Linked DNA regions of Homo sapiens: region 1 is linked to region 2. The links are chromatin contacts, found by Hi-C or POLR2A ChIA-PET in ENCODE. All regions are on one chromosome and are shown on one strand. Each heading gives the region's core, a stretch centred on a gene start or an enhancer-like site at or near the end of the contact. The rest is flanking DNA. Distances are from core to core; before and after follow the strand shown.

The links. Hi-C counts contacts between places; a loop is a spot of excess contacts on that map. ChIA-PET counts read pairs that join two places held with the same protein, here RNA polymerase II (POLR2A). Pooled maps may share reads with other maps.
Region 1: a map of CD8-positive, alpha-beta T cell shows a loop between it and region 2 (30-fold over the local background). The contact joins the promoter of HNRNPH2 here to the promoter of TRMT2B in region 2. A Hi-C loop is called at or near these places in 6 of 168 maps with a recorded cell type or tissue (B cell, CD4-positive, alpha-beta T cell, CD8-positive, alpha-beta T cell and 1 more), 4 of 37 single-sample maps with no recorded cell type and 18 of 50 pooled maps. POLR2A ChIA-PET finds 5 or more read pairs at or near these places in 5 of 52 experiments (CD8-positive, alpha-beta memory T cell, Caco-2, Panc1 and 2 more).

What each region holds. Positions count from the first base shown.
Region 1 is chrX:101,405,011-101,411,433 of GRCh38, reverse strand. HNRNPH2 (heterogeneous nuclear ribonucleoprotein H2) reads right to left here and starts at 3,212. Exons shown (of 2, transcript NM_019597.5): 1 at 3,115-3,212. The region is part of intron 3 of RPL36A-HNRNPH2 (RPL36A-HNRNPH2 readthrough); the gene reads right to left. GLA (galactosidase alpha) reads left to right here and starts at 3,509. Exons shown (of 7, transcript NM_000169.3): 1 at 3,509-3,724. The coding sequence starts at 3,531.
Region 2 is chrX:101,047,396-101,053,504 of GRCh38, reverse strand. TRMT2B (tRNA methyltransferase 2B) reads left to right here and starts at 1,394. Exons shown (of 14, transcript NM_024917.6): 1 at 1,394-1,688; 2 at 1,772-2,254.

The sequences.
Region 1 (6,423 bases), core at 1,963-4,462, 360 kb before region 2:
CAAAAAAAAAAAAAAAAAAAAAAAAAAAATTAACAGCAACAAATCAGTGGGAGATGTCAACAAATAAAAGATGGCTATATCTGAATATATAAACATAAAAAACTTCACTAGATCAAAAGATTAAACAACAATTAAAACACAAACAAAACACAGGTTATGTAAGTTCTTTATATAATATCTTCATTATATAAAAATGTATGCAAATCAATAAAATCAGGGAAATATTTGGGCTCCAGAGATAAATGAAAAAAAGACATTATTGGGAATTCACACATTCATTTTAGAAACATTTTTTAGTTGCCATGTCCAATATTCGGCTCTGGCATACAAGAATCAATAAGCCCAGAATGGGCTTATGGTCCTACAGGAGCACCGAATGTCATTATTAAAGATGTAAATGCAAATATACATTATACTTGCCATGACCCTCTGAGTGGAGTGTAAGCATAGTATCAAAGAGGGACTAGTTGATCAGTTCTATTGGTTGGAGGCCAAATGGTTAAATGAAACAGACTAATCTGCCCAGGGATCCATAAACATTTTTTTTTCTTAATTATGATGAAGCACAAATAGGAGAGGGAAAAGCAAGTGAAAAGACTGGCAAGGCATAGATCAGATCCCAAAGACTTTGATATACAAACACTAAGCGCCTTTTAAGACTTTTAAACCGGGGAGTATGTAGGGTGACTTCACCAAAACTCTTTCAGACAGATCACCCTGGCAACAGCGTGGCACTCAAACAGAAGGGGGTCGACGTGGAACTAGGGAGATTAGTTAGAACTTGTCTCATAAATATATGTTAAAGGAATCGCCTAAGGCAACAGGAGTAAAATGGAGAAAAGATGTATCTACACATACCAAAAAAAGTGGAATCTGCGGGACTTGATAACAGATTAAGTATGAGAGAATACAGGTATAGGAGGATACAGGAGAGGAATCTGGGAAATGTTCAAATTTAATCAATCTTCCAGCAAGTTAAAATCAGAACTAATCGTTATTTTTCACCCATCAAGATAATGGAAATTAAACAGCAACAGTAAATCAGTGCTATGCAGTTCACAAACTAATACACTACCAGAAGAGTGATAATTGATATAAACTATTTCCTTTTTGATAAACCCCACTATATCCTGAAAGCAATTTGATAATATGTATCACGCCTTTTGACAGCAAATACATTTCAGTTATGTGCCCTAAGGAGATGATCTGAAATTCAGACAGATTTATGGAGCTATATATTCTTTGAAAAGTACTTTATTAAGAAAACGAATATTATGCATTTAATTTTAAAAGTTACAAAAATATTTAATAACATGAGAAATTACTTATGCTATAATTGTAAGTGACCCAAGAGCACAACTGCTTTACAATATCAACTGTGTACAAAATACATGTTCCCATACCCTTTGACACTGCTAGAATCCTTCCAGGAATCTAGTCAACAGAAATACTTACAAATGTTCCTTGCAGCACTGTTAGTAATGGCAGAAAATTGGAAACCTAAATAGCCATCATTAGAGGAATGGCTGAATGAATTATACTTTATCCTTAAACTGGAATGCAATGCAGCCATTTAAAAAAAATCTATCTGCCTTGACCCAGAAAGATCTCCAAAATACATTAAATAAAAGAATATACATAGTATGATCCTACTTATAGTAAAAGATTGGCATGCATGTATATACGTATGTAAATAAATAAAAGATCTGGAAGCAAACTTGTTTTTGAGAGAACTGAAGGGTGGGGGGGTGAAGTGGGCTTTTCGCTTTTTACCCTATATACTTCTATACAGTTTTAATTCTTTACATTTGCTGTACTGGGATTTTTTCTTTTTAAGTTAGAAAGAACATATTAGTGGTTACTCTGAGTGGGAGGTTTATGGATTTTCCATGTTATTTTTCCAATTTTTTTATGCAGCCTTAAATTTCTACAGAAATAATTACTTTTACTTCAGCAAAAAAAGTAACATAAAACAAATTAAAATGTTTGCATTTCTGGGATTTGGTATAGGAAATTTTATAAAATTTTCTAATTTTGTATGTGGATGGTTTATCTGAAATGGTCTGGGAGCACTGGGCCTCTTGGAAACAAAGTACAAAGTGTAATAACGGCCATAAAACTACACTGAGGAAACGATTTAACAAACATTTACTGATTGCCGATTATGTGCCTAGCACACTGCATCTGCAGTGATAACAGTTTTCCTATTAACCATCCTAAGGTCTCAGTGACAGATTTACAAGCTGTTTTTTTATTTCATTTTGCAGGATTTTTTTTTTTTTTTTTGCTTGCCTTATCCCTGGGATAACCCGTCCCATTTAATTCCCTGCACCGCTCTATTCCTTAAGAGCCCTTCTGTAGGGGCAGAGAGGTTCTACTTCATTACTGCGTCTCCTGGGAAGGCCATCAGGACTGCTGGCTAAAGTGGGAACCAGGACTCTTTGTGAGTTAAGAATTTGTGTATTTATATGTGTGTTATACACATTTTTTAAAAAACTGTAACGACATCAGGTTGAGCAGTCGTCTCCGGGTGGTGAATTATGTGTATTTTTAAATTTTATACTATATTGTTATTTTTCAAATGTTCGAAATTGAATATGTAGATTGTTGTTATCAGCAGAAAAATAAACATTATTCAAATACTCTATTCAGTAAAGTAATTTATTGGGCGCCTTTGTCAAGCACGCATTTGCCTAGATGTGACTCTACAGATAAAATTCACTTGGGGCCTCCCCTTACAGACAATCAGGCAGTGGAGACTGAGTGCCTGAATGGATAGACCAGCACTCAGACCACTATTTTCAGTATCTGTTTTTCTTAACTCAGGGCCGTGGTTTTCAAACGTTTTTCGCCTTACGGTCACCCTTAGGGGTCCCCCGAGACCGGCCCAGACAGACAGATATACAAAAACACATACACAGTCATGAGCGTCCACCATTTCCCCACCAGGCGCAGCACAGGCGGCTTCCCGGCACTGAGATGGGGGGGAGGAGGGAGAGAGCGCGAGGGGGGAGGGGAAAGCAGAGAACGAAAGAGGCGGAGGCGGCCCCCGAACCCCGCTCTGGTCTTCATCATCACCACCCCTGGGTCCCCAGTTCCCACCCACACACCAACCTCTAACGATACCGGGTAATTTTCCTCCTTCTTCCCTCAAACGGCTATAGCGAGACGGTAGACGACGACCAGAACTACTTCTGCTCACGTAAGCGAGTAATCACGTGAGCGCCTACGTCATGTGAGATCTCGGTCACGTGAGCAACTCTCGGCTTAAACTCGGGATCACTAAGGTGCCGCACTTCCTTCTGGTATGGAAATAGGGCGGGTCAATATCAAGAAAGGAAGAGGGTGATTGGTTAGCGGAACGTCTTACGTGACTGATTATTGGTCTACCTCTGGGGATAACCGTCCCAGTTGCCAGAGAAACAATAACGTCATTATTTAATAAGTCATCGGTGATTGGTCCGCCCCTGAGGTTAATCTTAAAAGCCCAGGTTACCCGCGGAAATTTATGCTGTCCGGTCACCGTGACAATGCAGCTGAGGAACCCAGAACTACATCTGGGCTGCGCGCTTGCGCTTCGCTTCCTGGCCCTCGTTTCCTGGGACATCCCTGGGGCTAGAGCACTGGACAATGGATTGGCAAGGACGCCTACCATGGGCTGGCTGCACTGGGAGCGCTTCATGTGCAACCTTGACTGCCAGGAAGAGCCAGATTCCTGCATCAGGTATCAGATATTGGGTACTCCCTTCCCTTTGCTTTTCCATGTGTTTGGGTGTGTTTGGGGAACTGGAGAGTCTCAACGGGAACAGTTGAGCCCGAGGGAGAGCTCCCCCACCCGACTCTGCTGCTGCTTTTTTATCCCCAGCAAACTGTCCCGAATCAGGACTAGCCCTAAACTTTCTCTGTGTGACCTTTCCTGGGATGGGAGTCCGGCCAGCGGCCCCTGTTTCTTTCTCTCTCTCTCTCTCTCTCGTTCTCCTTCTCTTTCTCTTTCTCTTCTTTCCTCTCTCTTTCTCTCTCTCCCTGCCCGGTTCTCTTTTTTCACTGCTCCTTGCAGAGCAGGGCCACCCCATAGGCAGTGTGCCCAAAGTAGCCCTGCCCGGTTCTATTCAGACCCTTCTTGTGAACTTCTGCTCTTCCTCTGCCGGGTGCTAACCGTTAGAACATCTAGGGTGGGTAGGAGGAATGGGGAACTAAGATTCGTGCCATTTTTTCTCCTTTTGGGGTCGTGGATTTCTCGGCAGTATCTCGAGGGAGTTAGAGAGACCATAAGGTCGCTGAGATCTCTCCCACCTCGCCCATGAGCGTGGCATCAGGCTGGAAGGTTGACATGGAGGAACTTTATACATTTACACCTTTGCGTGAGGGTTGAGGCTGGATTAGATAGGTATTGAACATATCTGACCCTCACAATCCTTATCTGTAAATTGGGATTACAACCTTTTAATTTCAGGGAGCTGACAAAAAAAATCTGAAAAATAGTTCTTATCTCACACAGGTGAGTTTTCAAGGAGATAACCTATTTAAAGTACATAGCACAGCGCTTGACCATTCAACTGCGCTTACAGAGCAAATGTTCAATGGGAAAATGAATGTAAATCTACAAATCTGAATGAATATGTGTATTTTTCTGGAGAGAGGATATTTACCTTTCTTCAAATTCTCAAAGGGCTCTGTGATTTAAAAAAGGTTAGGAATCACTGATAGATGTTGGTAAAAGGTGGCAGTCACAGTACATTTCTGTGTCCATAAGTTATTCCTATGAATATCTTTATAGATAAAGTCAGGATGTTGGTCAGACATCACAGAAGAAATTGGCCTTGTAAGTTTCATGTGACCCTGTGGTACAGTATGTGTGGCAATTTTGCCCATCACGGATTTTTTTTTATTGGTATTTGCATCTGATTATAAAACTAATGCATGATCATTGCAAAAAATGTAGATAAAGAAGAGCAAAATGAAAATAAAGATTTCCCCCCACCGTTCCACCACCCAGAAATAATCATGGTTTAAATGTTAATATACAACCTTACAATTGTTTTCTATATAAATGAAAACATAGATTTCTTTATTTCATTATTTTCCATAAAAAATGGATCATGTTTATGTCATGTTTGGCTAATGGCAAGACCCTGGCACCCAGTCTGGGCTCAAATTCTGCCTCATTGTTACTTAGCCCTGTGACATTGGGTAAATTACACTTTTTTTTTTTTTTTTTTTTTGAGACGGGGTCTCGCTCTGTCGCCCAGGCTGGAGTGCAGTGGCACGATCTCGGCTCACTGCAAGCTCCGCCTCCTGGGTTCACGCCATTCTTCTGCCTCAGCCTCCCGAGTAGCTGGGACTACAGGCGCCTGCCACCACGCCTGGCTCTTTTTTTTTTTTTTTTTTTTTTTAGTACAGACGGGGTTTCACCATGTTAGCCAGGGTGGTCTCAATCTCCTGACCTCGTGATTCGCCCGCCTCAGCCTCCCAAAGTGCTGGTGTGAGCCACCGTGCCCAGCCTTACTTTTTTTTTTGAGAGGGGGTCTCACTCTGTCACCCAGGTTGGAGTGCAGTGGCGCGATCTCTGCTCAGTGCAAACTCCACCTCCCGGGTTTAAGCAGTTCTCCTGTCGTAGTCTCCTGAGTAGCTGGGATTACAGGCACACCACCACGGCCAGCTAATTTTTGTATTTTCAGTAGAGACGGGTTTCACCATGTTGCCCAAGCTGGTCTCGAACTCCTGGCCTCAAGTGATCTGCCCGCCTTGGCCTCCCAGAGTGCTGGGATTACAGGTGTGAGCCACCGCACCCGGCCTCTTTTTTCTTTTTTAGTCTATCATACCTTGCAAATACAGTGGTTCTTCCTATGTGTTGGTTTTGATATTTATGTAATCAAACACATCAGTTTTTCCTTTCTGATTTCTGACTTTGGGGTCATGCTGAGAAAGTCCTTTCCTACCTGAAGATAATACAGTATATACGTTTCTTACTAGTATTTTTGTGGATTTTTAAAATATTTAAATCTTTAGTCCATCTGAACTTTGTTCTTCTATCAGAAATGCCACATTTAATAAATAATAAGTCCCATGGTATCAGATGGCTGGAAGGACCTCTTTCGAAACTTTGTTTAATTCCATTAATCTGTGTATTCTTATTCTAATGCTAATAGTTCCACACTAGCTTCCTTTATCTTTTTTTTCTTTTTTTTTTTTTTTTTGAGCTGGAGTTTCGCTCTTGTTGCCCAGGCTGGAGTACAATGTCACGATCTCGGTTCACCGCAACCTCCGCCTCCCAGGTTCAAGCAATTCTCCTGCCTCATCCTCGCGAGTAGCTGGAATTACAGGCATGCGCCACCACGCCTAGCTATTTTGTATTTTTAGTAGAGATGGGGTTTCTCCATGTTGGTCAGGCTGGTCTCAAACTCCCAGCCTCAGGTGATCTGC
Region 2 (6,109 bases), core at 145-2,644:
GAGGCAGGCGGATCACCTGAGGTCAGGAGATCGAGACCAGCCTGACCGACGTGGTGAAACTCCATCTCTACTAAAAATACAAAAATTAGCTGGGCGTGATGGTGCACTCCTGTAATCCCAGCTACTCGGGAGGCTGAGGCAGGAGAATCGCTTGAACCTGGGAGGCGGAGGTTGCGGTGAGCCGAGATCACACCATTGCACTCTAGCCTGGGCAACAAGAGCAAAACTCTGTCTCAAAAAACAGAAAAATAGAAAATAAGTGGCAGATCTGGGCTTTGAATCCTATTCTGACTGACTCAATGTTTGCTGCTATTTGAAGTATTGGGCCTTGTTTAATTTACTACTGTACTCACTAAGGCTAACACATTGCCTTGCACATAATAGGCATGTTATGCTTTGAATAAATATTAATACATGAAATGTTGACTACAAAGTGTTTTCCACTTGAGCACAATTACTATTAAGCATAAAAATTAAATATCATTAAATGTACGTTCACTATTTTTTTTTTTTGAAACGGAGTTTCACTCTTTTTGCCCAGGCTGGAATGCAATGGCATGATCTCAGCTCACTGCAACCTCCACCACCTGGGTTCGAGTGACTCTCCTGCCTCAGCCTCCTGAGCAGCTGGGATTACAGGCGTGCGCCACCACGCCTAGCTAATTTTTGTATTTTTAGTAGAGATGGGGTTTCACCATGTTGGTCAGGCTGGTCTCGAACCCCTGACCTCAGGTGATCCTTCCGCCTCGGCCTCCCAAACTGCTGGGATTACAGGCGTGAGCCACTGCACCCACCTCGGTAGGTTCACTTTGCTGTAAATTTTACTCTATTAAAGCAACAATATTTTACAGCACACAGATGTGTGTATACTTCAAGTTTTCTTACTCGTGGCTGGGCTAATGACTCCTCTAAAAATTAGAGGTATTACTGAATGTAGTCCAGGAGGTAGTGAATCAACCAAAAAGAGACATCTGTCCTCTTTTTGAGTTCTGTAGTTGAAGAAAAAGATTATTTCTGAGGGTTTAGGATTTAATAGTCTTGAGTGGGATCCAGTGAAGAAACTATAAAGTATTTTTCTGATGCAGTGTTAAAAGAGAATGAATGCTTGAGAAACCCCACGGCCCAGAATAGATCTGGCTTTTACCAAAGGATGCCATTTCACGGAACCACCCTGTTTCTCATCTCCCAATCTTCCAACCCGTTAGGGATCTGATGTCTGCAATTCTATCATGAGAAAACTATTCCTTGAGTTGGAAGACTTAAACTGCAAGCACCCCTGGGATGGCTAACGCAGTTAACACTGCAGTGTGAACGTCTTCGTGAGTCTCTTATGTAGATCCACCAATGGGACGGTGAGGAAAGAGCAGGTGGTGGGCGGGGCCCCGGGGAGGGGAGGAGAGGAGAACTTAGAGAAGGAAGGCGGCGGGTGTCAGGGCTATGAGTGCTTTTAAGGAAGGTCTCCATAGAAGGTTCCCCCAGCAAAGTAGGGAGGGGTACTCCCCGAGAGGAGTCGAGGTGCCGGAGCCTGCTGCCTCGCCGACGCTGGGAGGAGCCCCGTGTCCCGCCGCGCTTGCCAAGGGTTGGCTGCGCGTGCGGCGGGAGTAGAGGCGCCTTGCGCACCAGGAAGTGACTGTTTCCCCGCCGCAGCAAACCAGGCCATCCGCTGGCCTTTTAGTTTGCCGCCTCAGGTTTGTAAGAGGATTTATTGGTTACGAAGGAAGGTAAGGTGGATAAATAGCCCGGAAAACCTGATTTAACCCTTGCTTTACAGAAAACTCCCTACTATGCCAAACTGTCCGCGGGGCGGGGAATGGAGGAGGCAGGCGGGGCTGGAGACGGGACCCGACGGTGACTGCGCAAGGTCGTGTACGGCCCAGCGTGGGCCTGTGCCCTAACTCCTCCCACTCCCTTACTTTCTGTCCTTCCCGGGCCCTGCAGACCGGCCAAGTTTAGTGGTAGCCTTTCCTAGTGTCTCCTCTTTGTTAACCCTTCCTACAGACACAGTGGGCAGAACTTGCCTAAAGAAGAAGGGAATGGAAGGGCTAGTGGAGTCTTGTTGGGGAGACAAGGACCTGACTGCCTGTGGGCTGCATTCGGGACACGACACAGCAGTCAACCCATTTGCTTGTTTGGTTTAGCAAGGAATAGTGTCTGGAGCCGGTCCAGCTGAAGGAAGGGTGAGCAGAGAGTGCAAGCAGGACCCTTGTCGGTGGGTGAACATTTTGCTCCAAAAGGGATCCTTGGCCCTGCGCAGGTGAGACCTACCACATAGTCTCTTTGATTTGAACCTCTCTGAGCACAGGAGAGTTAGCCTGCCTTCCTATTTGGGCTACTCTGGACTCCAGGACTCTTCCTGATCAATTCCTGAGGCAGGTATAGAACAGTCGAGCACGACTGCTCACACGCTTTTTTTTTTTTTTGCTGAGGAAAAAACTCCCAAGCATTTTTATTTTTTATTTGTTTGAGACGGAGTCTAGCTTTGTCACCCAGGCTGGAGTGCAGTGGTGCGATCTCGGCTCACTGCAACCTCCGCCTCCCGGGTTCAAGTGATTCTCCTGCCTCAGCCTCTGGAGTAGCTAGGATTACAGGCGCCTGCCACCACGCCCAGCTAATTTTTGTATTTTTAGTAGAGACTGGGTTTCACTCTGTTGGTCAGGCTGCTCTCGAACTCCTGACCTTGTGATCCGGCTGCCTCGGCCTCCCAAAGTGCTGGGATTACAAGCGAGAGCCACCGAGCCTGGCCCCCAAGCATTTATTTTTTATTTTTTATTTTTATTTTTGAGACAGAGTTTCACTCTTGTTGCCCAGGCTGGAGTGCAATGGTGTGATCTCGCCTCACCGCAACCTCTGCCTCCCAGGTTCAAGCGATTCTCCTGCCTCAGCCTCCCGAGTAGCTGGGATTACAGGCGTGCGCCACCACACCCGGCTAATTTTGTACTTTTAGTATAGACAGGGTTTCTCCATGTTGGTCAGGTTGGTCTCAAACTCCTGAGCTCAGGTGACCTGTCAGCCTCGGCCTCCCAAAGTGCTGGGATTGCAGGCGTGAGCCACCGCACCTGGCCCCAAGCACTTATTTAAAACAGGACAAAATATAAAAAGAAAATAGTCTCTTCTGTGAACAAATGTCTCCCCTGACATTAAGAAAGAAACAGAACTCACCTTGACTAGTATGAGTGTGCTGCCTTGAAAAAGAAATTTCACCACAGAAGTTACTAAATATGACAGGCTCTTTACCTAGAATGATGGCTGGTTGGCACCTTGAAATAATAAGGTCCTGTTTTAAACCATACTTGATAATTTGGAAGAGACCTAGATGGACAAGGACCCTCCTGCTGGGGTATAGGGCAAATGAACTACAGTCATGGCAGAGTCACCAGTGAGAGGACCCACACACTCACAAAAAAGTCTAAATGTCGTTGGGGTGGGAATAGCTATCTTCAAATTCCCCAGCTTCCTTGTCCCTCCTCTGCAAATCCTCAAATGGGCCTGCAGTTTCCTTCCTCCTGACTTTCCTGCTGACTGGAGGGACAGGACCCCTCTCCTGGATCAGCTCTACTCCCTTCCCCTGTAGTCTGGGCTTCAAGGCCACTGGCCTTCTCAGACCCACCATGTCATTCTTTATGTCTCTTGCCTCTTCATTCATTTCCTTTCTCTGGCTTTTGCCATCCTCCATATCGAATACGTACATTCTCACAGGCCACACACTTTTTTTTTTTTTTTTGAGAAGGAGTCTCTTGCCCAGGCTGGAGTGCAGTGGTATGATCTCGGTTCACTTTAACCTCTGCCCGGGTTCAAGCAATTCTCCTGCCTCAGCCTGCTGAGTAGCTGGGATTATAGGCGTGCGCCACCACACCCAGCTAATTTTGTATATTTTTGGTAGACAGGGTTTCACCGTGTTGGCCAGGCTGGTCTCGAACTCCTAACCTCAAGTGATCCACCCTCCTTGGCCTCCCAAAGTGCTGAGATTACAGGCCTGAGCCACCCCGCCTGGCTTTTTTTTTTTTTTTTTTTTTTTTTGGAGACAGGGTCTCCCTCCCGGGCTGGAATGCAATGGCACAATCATAGCTCACTGCAGCCTTCAACTGCTGGACTTGTGATCCTTCTGTCTCAGCCTCCTAAGTAGCTAGGACTACAGGTGTGTGCCACCACACCTGGCTAATTTTTAAAACTTTTTGTAGAGACCGGATCTCGCTATGTTGCCCAGACTGGTCTCAAACTCTTGGCCTTAAGCAATCCTCCTGCCTTGGTCTCCCAAAGTGCTGGGAGTTACAGTTGTAAGCCACTGCACCCGGCTGCCACACACTTTTGAGAGTATTAACAGGTAGTCCAGCACAGGCCATAACCTCACTACACTCCAGCAGGCACTCATGTAGAGGGTCAGAAAATTTATGTGTCTATGTGTGTGTATGTTGTTTTTTAAATTTCCCACAAACTGTACTCATCCTCACAGCACTTGCATGCATTGTTACATCTTGTCAGTTTTGCAGGTTGGAGATGTTGAGGCATGAAGAAACCAAGTGATATGCTTTGAATCAGAGCCTAAGAAAGAGCAGTGACACATGTTGAGCACTGGCTGTCTTAAGCACAGTCCTGAACATGTCATATATTTGAATGCTTTTAATTCTCACCAAAACTGTGAAAGATAGGTGTTCTCAGTCCTATTTGTATAGATGGTGACACTGAGATTCATAGCACTTAAGTATTAATATCTTACCTAAAACCGCATAGCTAGTGAGAAGTAGAGCTGGGATTAGAACATGGCTCCAGCCGAATGTGGTGGCTCATGCCTGTAATGCCAACACTTTGGGATGCTGAGGCAGGTGGATCACTTGAGGTCAGGAGTTCGAGACCAGGGTGGCCAACATGATGAGACCCCCGTCTCTACTAAAAATACAAAAATTAGTTGGGTGCAATGGGGGGTGCCTGTAATCCCAGCTACGCGGGAGGCTGAGGCAGGAGAATGGCTTGACACAGGCAGCGGAGGTTGCGGTGAGCCAAGAATGTGCCACTGCACTCCAGCCTGGGCGACAAAGTAAGACTGTTTTTTTTTTTTTGGTAACAAAGAACATGGCTTCAAAGCCTGTGTTCTTAACTGTACTGTCTTGTTGCTTCTTGATGGGGGTGGGTGTTGAGTGGAGAGTGCTATCATTAACACCTGAACTCTGGGCCAGCTTAAGTGTATATTCTGTAAAAAATTTGAAATCCCCCAAATGTCACATGCTATGACAGTCACTTTCTTTAGTACTTTGTAATCATACAAAATGGTGTATGGGCTAAATATTGCAGCACCTATGTCGTCATCCTCCATGTTGCTTATTGATCATGGAATGTTAATTTAGCAATAATTTTCTCTGTGTGTGTGTGTGTGTGTGTGTGTGTGTGTGTGTGTGTATGTGTATAAATGTAAAATTCTGAATTAGGCTATGACTTAACATTGGGATGAAATCCAAGGTAGAGCTTAAGGGCAAAATACAAATTTCACAGCAGGTTAACAGAATGTCAGGCCAAGTCCATTCAAGTGTCCCAAGTACTTAAAATAGGTGCTTATGGCTGGGCATGGTGGCTCATGCCTATAATTCCAGCACTTTGGGAGGCCGAGACAGGAGGATTGGTTGAGTCCAGGAGTTTGAGACCAGCCTGGAAAACATAGCGAGACCCCATCTCTGTTTTTTTTTTTTAAGATGGAGTCTCGCTCTGTCGCCCAGTTCTGCTCTGTTGCAATCTTGGCCTACTGCAATCTCTGCCTCCCAGGTTCAAGCAGTTCTCTTGCCTCAGCCTCCCGAGTAGTGGGATTACAGGTGCCTGCCACCATGCCCGGCTAATTTTAGTATTTTTAGTAGAGACGGGGTTTCACCATGTTGGCTAGGCTGGTCTCGAACTCCTGACCTCAGGTGATCCGCCTACCTTGGCCTCCCAAAGTGCTGGGATTACAGGTGTGAGCCACCATGCCCGGCCAACCCCATCTCATTTTTAAAACAAACAAAAACCAGGTGCTTTCACAGCAATGTAGACATAACATAGAGTCCTGTGTTGCAAAGGGAGGCCCTCTACTTGTGTTCTCAATGTCACCCATGTTAGCTCTTCCAGCTTTTGTCTCATAGTTACTCCC